2 separate regions of the Homo sapiens genome follow, and region 2 is linked to region 1. A link is a contact called in ENCODE Hi-C or POLR2A ChIA-PET data. All regions are on one chromosome and are shown on one strand. The core of a region is the stretch at or near the end of the contact, and the rest is flanking DNA. Distances in the headings are between cores, read along the strand shown.

The links. Hi-C counts contacts between places; a loop is a spot of excess contacts on that map. ChIA-PET counts read pairs that join two places held with the same protein, here RNA polymerase II (POLR2A). Pooled maps may share reads with other maps.
Region 2: a loop to region 1 is called in a pooled map, with 21 times the contacts of the local background. The contact joins the promoter of ZNF778-DT here to the promoter of ZNF276 in region 1. A Hi-C loop is called at or near these places in 10 of 50 pooled maps. POLR2A ChIA-PET finds 5 or more read pairs at or near these places in 2 of 52 experiments (H1 and activated CD4-positive, alpha-beta T cell).

The regions. Positions count from the first base shown.
Region 1 is chr16:89,720,287-89,726,312 of GRCh38, forward strand. It overlaps ZNF276 (zinc finger protein 276), which reads left to right and starts at 1,251. Exons shown (of 11, transcript NM_001113525.2): 1 at 1,251-1,559; 2 at 2,245-2,548; 3 at 2,851-2,897; 4 at 2,974-3,423. The coding sequence starts at 1,355. It overlaps VPS9D1 (VPS9 domain containing 1), which reads right to left and starts at 612. Exons shown (of 15, transcript NM_004913.3): 1 at 477-612. The coding sequence starts at 575. RefSeq lists silencers at 219-1,338, 1,419-1,878.
Region 2 is chr16:89,214,651-89,220,676 of GRCh38, forward strand. It overlaps ZNF778-DT (ZNF778 divergent transcript), which reads right to left and starts at 3,003. Exons shown (of 1, transcript NR_186410.1): 1 at 510-3,003. ZNF778 (zinc finger protein 778) reads left to right here and starts at 3,053. Exons shown (of 7, transcript NM_001201407.2): 1 at 3,053-3,260. RefSeq lists enhancers at 1,591-1,885, 2,835-2,884, 3,409-3,939, 3,940-4,469.

The sequences.
Region 1 (6,026 bases), core at 1-2,500:
AACGGGCCACACCCCTCCGGCCTGCTTTTCCTTCCTAAGACGACTGCAAACAGCATCACAAATGAGCAGGTATGTGGCCTTCTCTGCATGCCGTCCCCTGTGGCAACCGGATTAAATCTACCATCTCTGCCCAGAAAAATGCACGAACGCACGGACCTGCCCGTCACTCGGATTTTGGAAGGTGGCCTGGCGGACCCTCCTGCTACATCTCCTCTACAGGTGGAGCCCAGGCTGTGATGCACCGGCTCAGCGAGCGGAGTGGAAAGCCAAGGTCCGCAGGATCTGAGCTGTCCAAGGTCACTGCACGCCCGGCTGCGCCCCGCCCCCGTCCTCGCCCGGGAACCGCGGCCCGGGATCCCGGCTGGCGCCCGCTCCCAAGTCTCCAGCCCGAGCCGGCCCCGTCCTCGCCCTCCCCGGGCGGGGGTCCCTCCAGGGGCCACCCTCAGCGGCCAAGCCCCGCCCCCGCCCCGCCTCACCCGGGGCCGGTTGCCGGTGTCCAGCTCGATGGCCCCGTTGGCAAGCTTCATGGCGCTCTGCAGCGGCTTCACCGTGCCGTCCCCGGCCGCAGCGGCCATGGCGCCGAGCGGGGGAGGCGGCGGCGGTAGCCGAGGGGCTGGACGGGCGACCGGAGGCCCGGAACGCAGCCGGCGCTGGTGCTGGAGCCGCCCGAGCAGCGGACCGCAGGAAGGGACGCGGCCGCACTTCCGGCGACGGGCCCCCTCCGCGCGTACTGCGGGCCCCACGGGTGTTAGTGGCGGGGGCGGCAGAGTCCGGGTGGGTTGTCGCGACGGAGCCGGGCCTCTTCGCCGTCTTGAGACGGGGCTGGCGAGAAGGGCCCCTCACGGAGTTGCCATGGGCGTCTAACCGCGGCAGCCAGGCCCCTCTCTACGTGAGACCCCGGCCCCCCTCCCCTTTCTGCAGCCCGCCCGCCACCTGCGCGCCGCGTGGCCTCCGCCGGCGCCTGCCCGCCCCGCGCCTCCGTCTCCCACGGTAAGAGGCGGTGAGGGCCGCGTCGCCTCTCCCTGGAGGACTCGTCGTGAGGTGTCGGCGAGCCCCTCCGCCCACCGCCCCGCCCCAGGCCAGCGCTCCATTGGCGACAGAGGCGGGCACGGCCGCCCTCGGGCCCGAGAGGGGAGCGGTACGAGCGGGGGCGCTGGCACCGCGGGTGGAACCTCGGCCGGCGGGGTCCCGCCCCTGGCCCCTGGCCCGCCCCGCCCGCCTCGCTTTGCTTCTCGCTCCGCCCCTCCCCCGCCCCGCCTCGCTTCCAGCGCGCCGAGCGGAGCCTAACGCCGGGTCCTCTAGGAACCTCGGGCCGGGCAGCACCCGCGGGATTCTGCTGGCGTCCTCCGCTGCCATGAAGCGGGACCGGCTGGGCCGCTTCCTGTCTCCTGGGTCGTCCCGACAGTGCGGGGCCTCGGACGGCGGCGGCGGCGTCAGCCGGACTCGGGGCCGCCCTTCCCTTAGCGGTGGGCCGAGGGTGGACGGGGCGACGGCGCGGCGCGCCTGGGGCCCGGTGGGGTCCTGCGGGGACGCGGGCGAGGACGGCGCGGACGAGGCAGGTGGGTCCGCGGCCCGGGCGTGGCGGGTTGGGGTCGCGGCAGGGGTTGCTCGTGGGAGGAGCCGCACTGACGCCCGGAAGCCGGCGCGGCCTCTCCTCCACCCGGCCAAGGGCGTAGCGGACTCGGGGCTGCGTCGGGATAGGCGCTGGGCGGCCGGCTCGGTTTTCCTCGCGCTCCGTGACGCCGGCGTCGCCGGCCCGGCCTCCCCGGCCGCGGGCTCGGCCAGAAGGGACCCGGCGTGAGGAGCGCTGTCACCGCGGGCAGGTCGCCCTGGGGTGCCCGCGCGTGGGAATCGCCCTCCCCTGCTTCGTGCCCTCGCGGAGCCGGAAAGGAGGCGGCACCTGCAATTGGCAGACAGGAAACCGCGGCGTTTCCTGGAGGGCGCAGCGCCTGCCCCGGGTCTCGCGGTCGCTGGGAGGAGGGTGCAGTTCCAGGTTTCACTCTTGAAGTTGCTTCGCTGGAGAGGCCTTAGAGGCCTTTGAAATTTGAAAGATTTCTTGGACCAGCGGCCACATCCCCCACAGGGCGGCTTGTCCCGCCGAGAGCCGCGCGCCCGAGCCGCTTGCTGTGTCCGGGAGCCGCGCGAAGGGCGCTGCAGGCGCTGCCCTCGGACCTGGAGTCCGGGACGCCCTGTGCTCAGGAGCCTCCTTTGCCAGCTGCTAACACTTCCTGCCGCTCTGTGCAGGAGCAGGCCGGGCTCTCGCCATGGGTCACTGTCGCCTCTGCCACGGGAAGTTTTCCTCGAGAAGCCTGCGCAGCATCTCCGAGAGGGCGCCTGGAGCGAGCATGGAGAGGCCATCCGCAGAGGAGCGCGTGCTCGTACGGGACTTCCAGCGCCTGCTTGGTGTGGCTGTCCGCCAGGACCCCACCTTGTCTCCGTTTGTCTGCAAGAGCTGCCACGCCCAGTTCTACCAGTGCCACAGCCTTCTCAAGTCCTTCCTGCAGAGGGTCAACGCCTCCCCGGCTGGTCGCCGGAAGCCTTGTGCAAAGTACGCCCTAGTCTGTTCAGAGCACGTTCAGGCTGTCAGTACTGCAGTGTGACGGGTGTTGAGAGAGGGACAGGGCGTGCCTCCGCGGGAGCCTCTGGGTGGGGGGAATGGGCCATGCCCGGGTTCAGTGCCAACAGCCCTGGGACTGTTGTGGAGAGATGAACTGGGAGGAGCTGGGGTGAGGGAAGAGAAAGTTGCCTATGGGGACCGCTGAGGTTTGAGATCTCGAGAGGGTCCCGTACGACGAGCGCTGTGAACCTCCGCCTGCTTGTCCTGCTCATGGCCACACTGATCCTTTGCAGGGTCGGTGCCCAGCCCCCAACAGGGGCAGAGGAGGGAGCGTGTCTGGGTGAGTCCTCCCCCGGTGGAGGGTGGGCTGGGTGCCGACCAGCCGTGGATCTGACATCTCTGTTGACTCTCTGCAGTGGATCTGATCACATCCAGCCCCCAGTGCCTGCACGGCTTGGTGGGGTGGGTGCATGGACATGCGGCCAGCTGCGGGGCCCTGCCCCACCTTCAGAGGACACTGTCCTCCGAGTACTGCGGCGTCATCCAGGTCGTGTGGGGCTGCGACCAGGGCCACGACTACACCATGGATACCAGCTCCAGCTGCAAGGCCTTCTTGCTGGACAGTGCGCTGGCAGTCAAGTGGCCATGGGACAAAGAGACGGCGCCACGGCTGCCCCAGCACCGAGGGTGGAACCCTGGGGATGCCCCTCAGACCTCCCAGGGTAGAGGGACAGGGACCCCAGTTGGGGCTGAGACCAAGACCCTGCCCAGCACGGATGTGGCCCAGCCTCCTTCGGACAGCGACGCGGTGGGGCCCAGGTCGGGCTTCCCACCTCAGCCAAGCCTGCCCCTTTGCAGGGCCCCAGGTAGGAGGCACCTCTTGCTGGTGCTAGACCAGGATGTGTGCTCCTCAGTGGGGCAGGGTTTTCAGCAGAAAGTGAATGTCTCCACTGCTCTAGGTGGTGGCTGGGGTGTGGTGTGAGAAGGAGCAGAGCTTGGGGCTTCTGCCTGCGGCTGCTCACCACATCCAGAGAGCAGGGAGGGGCGGCCAGCCTGTCTCCGCCTCTTGCTCCTCTGTGAGCAGGGCTCTGTTCCAGCAGTTTCTGTGGAGACACGCTCATCAGCCGTCGAGTCTTTTTCTAAGCCTGTGCTTGGGGCTGAGGGGACTGAGGAAGAGGGAAGAATAGGGCCTTGTCTGTGGATGTGGGAGAAAAGAATGGCCGTTGCCTCTGCGGCTGCTGCCCTGGGCCAGCTGCAGGTCATTTCCTGGCACTCAGCCAGCCGCCTGGTGACACCCTGGTGTGGGCCAGTGTGGCGCAGCTTTCTCTGCTGACAGGCTGAGGGGAAACACAAGGCCCTTGTTTGGGCCCCAGAACCCATAGCACTGTGGGCTGGTGCAGCTGCTCCTGGATGTTGTTTTAGGAGGGCCAGGGCCAGTTTCCCTCCGGCCTCTTGTCCTGTGTGTGCTCTGTGCACCTGTCCCCACCTGAGCACTCAGTTCCCACTTTGAGTCTTGAGGGGAGCTTCCGAAAAGCGTAGCTACCTGTAATCCCAGCACTTTGGGAGGCTGAGGTGGGTGGATCACTTGAGGTCACGAGATCAAGACCAACCTGGCCAACATAGCGAAACCCCATCGCTAATAAAAATACAAAAACTAGCCAGGTATGGTGGTGGGCATCTGTAATCCCAGCTACTCTGGAGGCTGAGGCACGAGAATCACTTCAGCCTGGGAGGCGGAAGTTGCAGTGAGCCGACATCGCACAACCGTACTCCAGCCTGGGTGACAGAGCAAGACTCTGTCCCAAACAGAAACACAGCTACCCAGATAGTTTAGCTAGATACGGGTGCACAGATGAGACAGTGCGGCTCGGGGGCCTCAGGTAGGAACGGGATTGTGAGTGTCACATCTTAGAGCTGCTTGGCTCTGTAAACTTGTATGCAGTGTGTTGAGAACAATTCTATCTATCTGTGTATCTATCTACCTACCTACCTATCTATCTTCCTACTTCTTTGTCTCTCTCTATCTACCTACCTATCTGTATATCTATGTATCTACTTATCTACCTATTTATCTATTTATTTACCTACTTATCTATCTATCTATGTGTTTATTTATTTTTGAGACAGAGTCTCGTTTTGTAGCCCAGGCTGGAGTGCGGTGGTGCCATCTTGGCTCACCGCTACCTCAGCCTCCCGAGTAGCTGGGATGACAGGCACATGCCACCACGCCCACCTAATTTTTGTATTTTTAGTAGAGATGGGGTTTCACCATGTGGGCCAGGCTTGGTCTCGAACTCCTGACCTCGTGATCCACCTGCCTCAGCCTCCCGAGTAGCTGGGATGACGGGCACGTGCCACCACGCCCACCTAATTTTTGTATTTTTAGTAGAGATGGGGTTTCACCATGTTGGCCAGGCTTGGTCTCGAACTCCTGACCTCGTGATCCACCTGCCTCAGCCTCCCGAGTAGCTGGGATGATGGGCACGCGCCACTACGCCCACCTAATTTTTGTATTTTTAGTAGAGATGGGGTTTCACCATGTTGGCCAGGCTTGGTCTTGAACTCCTGACCTCGTGATCCACCTGCATCAGCCTCCCAGAATGCTGGGATTACAGGTGTGAACCACCGCGCCCAGCCAAGAACAATACTTTTTAAAACTTATTTTAGGCCAAGTGCAGTGGTTCACGCCTGTAATCCCAGCACTCTGGGATGCTGAGGTAGGCGGATCACGGGGTCAGGAGATCGAGACCATCCTGACTAACACGGTGAAACCCCATCTCTACTAAAAATACAAAAAATTAGCTGGATGTGGCTGTGGTTGCCTGTAGGCCCAGCTACTTGGGAGGCTGAGGCAGGAGAATCGCTTGACCCTGGGAGGCGGAGATTGCAGTGAGCTGAGATTCTACCACTACGCTCTGGCCTGACCGACAGAGCAAGATTCTGTCTAAAAAAGAAAAAAACAAAACAAAGAAAACTTATTTTAAGTAGAGACAGGGTCTCACTCTTTTGCCCAGGCTGGTCTTGAATTTCTGTCTTCAAGTGATCCTTCTGCCTTGGCCTCCCAAAAGGCTGAGATTATAAGCATGAACCTTCAGGCCTGGCCGAGAGAACAGTAATATTTATTTATTTATTTATGGAGTCTCGCTCTGTCGCCACCAGGCCTGGCCGAGAGAACAGTATTATTTATTTATTGATGGAGTCTCACTCTGTCGCCCAGGCTCGAGTGCAGTGGCACAATCTCGGCTCACTGCAGCCTCTGCCTCCTGGGTTCAAGTGATTCTCCTGTCTCAGCCTCCCGAGTAGCTGGGATTACAGGCTTGTGCCACCACACCCTGCTAATTTTTTTGTATTTGTATTTGTATTTGTTTTGAGAAGGAGTTTCACTCTTTGTTACCCAGGCTGGAGTGCAGTGGCACGATATCAGCTCACCACAACCTCTGCCTCCCAGGTTCAAGCGATTCTCCTGCCT
Region 2 (6,026 bases), core at 1,753-4,252, 500 kb before region 1:
TCTTAACTATTTTCACCACACACTCAAAAGAAGGTGCCTAGCTGAGGGGATGGATGTGTAGATCTGTTTGATCATGGTCATTTCACAGTGTGTGCATACATCAAATCATCACATTGCACATCTTAAGTATATATGATTTTTTTAAATCTGTCAGTTGTACCTCAATAGAGCCTGGGGGAGAAATGGTGCTGGAGAAAACTGGATATCTACATGCAGAACAGTGGAGCTGGACCCTTACTTTATACCACATATAAAAATTAATTCAAAATGAATCAAAAACCTAAATGTAAGCGCTAATGTATAAAACTCTTAGAAGAAAACATAGAGAAAAAACTTCATGGCACTGGAATTGGAAATGATTTCTTGGTTATGAAATCACCCACACAGGCAACTGAAGAAAACTAGATGAATTGGACTACATCAATATTACAAATTTTGTGCATCCAAGGACAATCATGAGAGTGAAAAGGAAACCCACAGAATGGGAGGAAATATTTGCAAATCTTGTGTTTGCTTAAGGATTAATATTCAGTTTATTAAGAACTCCTATAACTCAAGAATAACAACAAAACCAATTTAATTCAGAAAAGGACTTATAATAAAGAAGATAACAGATGGCCAATAAGAACATGAAAAGATGATCAACATAACTAAACATTAGGGAAATGAAAACAAAAGCCACAGTGAGATCACATTACCCCGGTGGTGATGGCTCTTAGCCATTAAATAGGAGGTAACTGTTGGCTGGATGTGGTAAAGTTGGAACCTTGTGCACCTGCTCATGGGAATACAAAATGGTGCAGCAGCTCTGGAAAACAGGACAGTGGTTTCTCAAAACATCAGACAGAATTATCATGTGACCCAGCCATTCCACTTTTGCATATATATCCAAAAGTGCTGAGAACAAGGGTCCAGGATATTTTTGCACACGATGCTCAAAGCAACATTATTCACAATAGCCTGCTGGTGCCAAAGTCAAATTTTAATACATTCAGTTACTTAAAACATATCCGTGCGGTGGCTCACGCCTGTAATCTCAGCAGTCTGGGAGGCTGAGGCAGGAGGATCACGAGGTCAAGAGATAGATACCATCCTGGCTAACATGGTGAAACCCCATCTCTACTAAAAATACAAAAATTAGCTGGGCTTGGTGGCACGTGCCTGTAATCCCAGCTACTCTGGAGGCTGAGGCAGGAGAATCGCTTGAACCTGGGAGGCGGAGGTTGCGGTGAGCCAAGATTGTGCCCCTGCACTCCAGCCTGGTCGACAGAGCAAGACTTCGTCTCAAAAAAACAAAACAAAACAAAATTAAAAGAAAAAAAAACATATCCCAAGGGCAGGCACGGTGGCTGCAGTGGCTCACGTCTGTAATCCCACCACTTTGGGAGGCCGAGGCGGGTGGATCACCTGAAGTGAGAAGTTTGAGACCAGCCTGGCCAACATGGTGAAACTCCGTCTCTACTAAAAATTACAAGGTGGGCACCTGTAATCCCAGCTACTTGGGAGGCTGAGGCAGGAGAATAGCTGGAACCTGGGAGGCGGAGGTTGCAGTGAGCCAAGATCGTGCCACTGCACTCCAGCCTGGACGACAGAGGGAGACTCCGTATCAAAATTAATAAATAATAAATAAAACACATCCCAAACACTCATAGTGTTGAACCATTTAGCATGTGGTTGCTTTGTATACTTCGTGAAATTGTGTCCAATCTCTGCTAGCCATAGATAAGATAAATCCTGGGGCTCTAAAGACTGCAAGCCGTTGCTGCCCTTCAGAGCTTTGTGACTCAGACACCTGTCAGGCTGCTGAGAAACGTGATCTAGTCACGTCAGCCCTCCCCCTGTCTGATCTCCTTCTTCTCTGGGAGTTCTCTGCGCGCCCCCCGCCCACGCTCATTTTTTTCTCTTTTCTGAGTAGTGACCCCCAATTCGAAGCCTGTGGGTAATCTCATGGTGCGTGAGACTCCCTCACCCTCCAACCTGTCAAAGCTTGTGCGCCACCGCCACCTCCTGGGCACATCTTGTTTCTTAATCAGCCACGAAATCACGTGAACACTTCACATGTGGTTTTGTTTTGTTTTTCACATTTAGACTCCTGATCCGTTTGGAGTTTATCCCTGTGAGATCCAGAATTAATTTCATCATTTCTCAGACGGCTAACCATTTGTCTTAGCACCTTTCATTATAAACTGCATGTTTGTTCCACCGCTCTGAAATTATGTTTATGAACCAAATTTCCATGTTACTGGGTTGATGTCTGGATATTCCATTTGTTTCCTGTTCATGTGTCACTAGCACACAGTTTTAATGACAGAGGCTGTTTTCGCATCTGTCGGGCATTGCGCTTTTGTTTGTCCGCGTCGTCTGCGTTATGAGACATTTGTTCCTCCATGTGAACTCCAGGATCAATATGCCTGGTTCCAAAAAAAAAACCTTTTCGTATTGTTACTGGAATCATGTGACATTTCTGAATGAACCTTGGGAGAACCCCTGGTATCAGTGCTATTTTGCAACGTAGTATAGGTGGTCTTGGCTCCTACGGTACATTAGAAAAGTAACAGAAACGCATATTTGAAGCGAAAAATAGATGAACATTTACAGAAAAAAAAAATACCACATTGAAAATGCAGTGGAATCAACTGTTAAAAGTTCGGCGTGATGTTCAGACAGATAAAAAGGAACGGGGCCAGTGACTCCCTGCAGAGATCGAGAGAAGACCGAGCACTCCCAGCACCCGCGGGCTTCTCGCTGTGACCGAACCGCGGGCCGCGCTCGCGACGAGCACTTCCTGGCTGTACCCGCCCAACCGCGCCCTCCTGGTCTGTTCCGGCTCCGCAGTTGCGTCCAGAGGCCTGATCCTTACGTCCGCCTGGTCCTCCGGGCCTGTCTCTGCCTCCAGCCCGGTTCCCAAGGGCGCCCCGGGGCCCTCCCGCACCCTCGCGGAAGAAACTACTACCTCCCCGCACCATAGGCCAAAGCTTCGGCCCGGAGGCTGGAGGCGGAAGTGACGCCAAAGACGCGCCGGCCCCTCTTCCGGCGCCGGCCCCGCCTCCGCCTGTCTTACAGCTGATCCGGTTCTTGCGGCGGTGCGTGCTGGCGCCGGAGAGTTCCGCGCGTGTCCTCGGGCTGTCCGCGGGGAAGCTGGTCCGGGAGTGGGCGCCCGCCCGCCTGCCTCGCGCCTTGCGCCCCCGGCACCGCTTCCAGAAGGGAAAGTCGCCGCCGCTCGCGGTAGACCCGGGCAGCGCTTCCATTCCGCGGAGCTGGTGAGAGAGGGGCCCTTTGCTTCCTTCACTTTGAACAGGGCGTGTTTCTGTGAGAATCTGGCTTCGGCTTTGACGTTTTTTATTTGTTTCTGGCACATTGTGTTGGGACCGAAGCGTAAGGTAGACCCCTGAGCGCCCCGGGCGTGCAGCTCCCTGTGAAAGTTAGCCCGTGGGGGCCAGCGGGAGCGCGCGTCCCTCGCCGCCGGGACTTCCAGGCCCGGCCCTCGGGGCGGGAGGGATGCGGCCGTTGTCCCGCTGGTCTTGGAGTAATCGAATCCACGGTGAACAGTGTGTTTCGACTAACTGTATTTTTTCTCACGTTTTGCTTTAGAAAATCTGAATCTAATAAAAATGTGAACATCTGCTACAAGGAATATCCACTGCAATCGTTTTACTCCTTTTTAGCTTTGGGCCATGTTTTCTCTCTCCCCCAATAAATAAACCTTACGGTGAATTATTATTTGAGTGTAAGTAAGTTGAAATTAAACTGCACACATGATACTTAACCTTTAAATACTTGGTAAAGCGTCTGTTAAGGGTAAGGACATTATCCTACTGAAACCACAATATTAGTATTTCATCTAAGAAAATTAAAATTAGGCCGGGCGCGGTGGCTCACGCCTGTAATCCCAGCACTTTGGGAGGCCGAGGCGGGTGGATCACGAGGTCAGGAGACCGACACCATCCTGGCTAACACGGTGAAACCCCATCTCTACTAAAAATACAAAAAATTAGCCGGGCGTGGTGGCGGGCTCCTGTAGTCCCAGCTACTCTGGAGGCTGAGGCAGGAGAATGGCGTGAACCCGGGAGGCGGAGCTTGCAGTGAGCCGAGATGGCGCCACTGCACTCCAGCCTGGGCGACAGAGCGAGACTCCGTCTCAAAAAATAATAATAATAATTAAAAATAATAAGGTCCGCTGGGCACAGTGGCTCACGCCTGTAATCCTAGCACTTTGGGAGGCCGAGGCGGGTGGATCATCTGAGGTCGGGAGTTCAAGACCAGCCTGACTAACATGGAGAAATCCCGTCTCTACTAAAAGTACAAAATTAGCCTTGCATGGTGGCGCATGCCTGTAATCCCAGCTAGTCGGGAGGCTGAGGCAGGAGAATCGCTTGAACCTGGGTGGCACAGGTTGCGGTGAGCCAAGATCGTGCCATTGCACTCCAGCCTGGGCGACAGAGCAAGACTCCGTCTCAAAAAAATAAAAAAATAAAAAAATAAGAAGGAGGTCATCCACTGTCTACTTTGTGTAATATCTAGGATTCTCAACATTTTTCCAACATTGCGCTGTTGGGTATTTTGGGGACTAAGAGCCCTTCAAGGTTTATCTGTTCCCATCGTTTATGTCTTTTCACCTAGAACAACCCCTGTGGTTTCTCTATCATATTGACTTTGGTGTTGTTTTCTCGTGATACGTTTAAATATTCCTCCATTTCTTGCTGCTTCCTATGAACTTGTAATTGAATTCAGAGGAGAGGTTGGCAAAGGGCGGATAGTAAGCACCTTATGCCTTTGGGTCCACGAGGTCTCAGATGGCTGAGTTCAGCCTTAGTCACCTCATGTCCCATGTTAGCTGTTCCTTCTCTACTCTGTCCTGGTTCCAAGCCCCAGCCTATTTCTGAAAAGGTAAGTGGTCAGCTGCATAGATGACCGTTTAGAGGGTGTAGATTTACTCTGAAATCCCAGAGGGTTGTGCTCTGAGTCTTATCAGTGCTTGCCAGAGGCATCCAGCGGCATCCTGTTTACCATGGACGCTGTGTCAGTGGGTCTGCTGGGTCCTTTCCACCAAGTGCCTAAGAAGCTTGTCCTGCACCCTGAATGTGCACTGATCCACACTTGGCACTGGCAGCCTTACAGGCAACTGTGTAGAGCGTTAACGCTGTTATATACGTTGCCCCTAAAATTAAAAGATCTGCAGAGTGTTGTGCCTCTTTTTTGGTTATAGGTGTCATGAGGTGCAGTAACTTGGAGGTGCATATCGGAGGGGATGTCTTTATGTAATCCAGACTGCTGAACTCGTAGAAACTATGGCCCCTGAATCACAAGCTCTCTGTTGTGTATATTTCATATGAAGTTATCTAAAATGTGTTCATTTTCTGTTCACTGTATCCAACCAGCCTCATGTCAACATAGTGTATGAGTGCAGTCTGAGGGTCAGGTCCTCTGGGGATGATGTTAAGGTGGAGAACTGAATATTACATCCCTTTTTGAAGGAGGGAAAAGAGCCTGTGCAGGTGACAACAAAGTCAACACATTTGTGGGTCTTTTAGCCCAAAGACCTCGCCCCCGCCGACACCTAGTAGTAAGTACAGTTTATACAAGGAGAATGGACATGTTTTTCTGACATGTGAAACTTTACTGTTTTAGTCACCTCATCGGTAGAATAAGAAAGTACAGCTCTAGACCTACCTTTGTCCTGCTGGGGAGTGACCGCAGACTCAGGAGTACAAACTGACGAGACCGGGGCGGGGCACGGTGGCTCACGCCTGTAATCTCAACACTTTGGGAGGCCGAGGTGGGCGGATCACGAGGTCAGGAGATCAAGACCATCCTGGCTAACATGGTGAAACCCCACCTCTACTAAAAATACAAAAAAATTAGCTGGGTGTGGTGGCACTCGCCTGTAGTCTCAGCTACTTGGTAGGCTGAGGTGGAAGAATTGCTTGAACCTGGGAGGCAGAGGTTGCAGTGAGCCGAGATTGCGCCACTACACTCCAGCCTGGGTGACAGCAAGACTCCATCTCAAAAGCAAACAAAACCTGTGA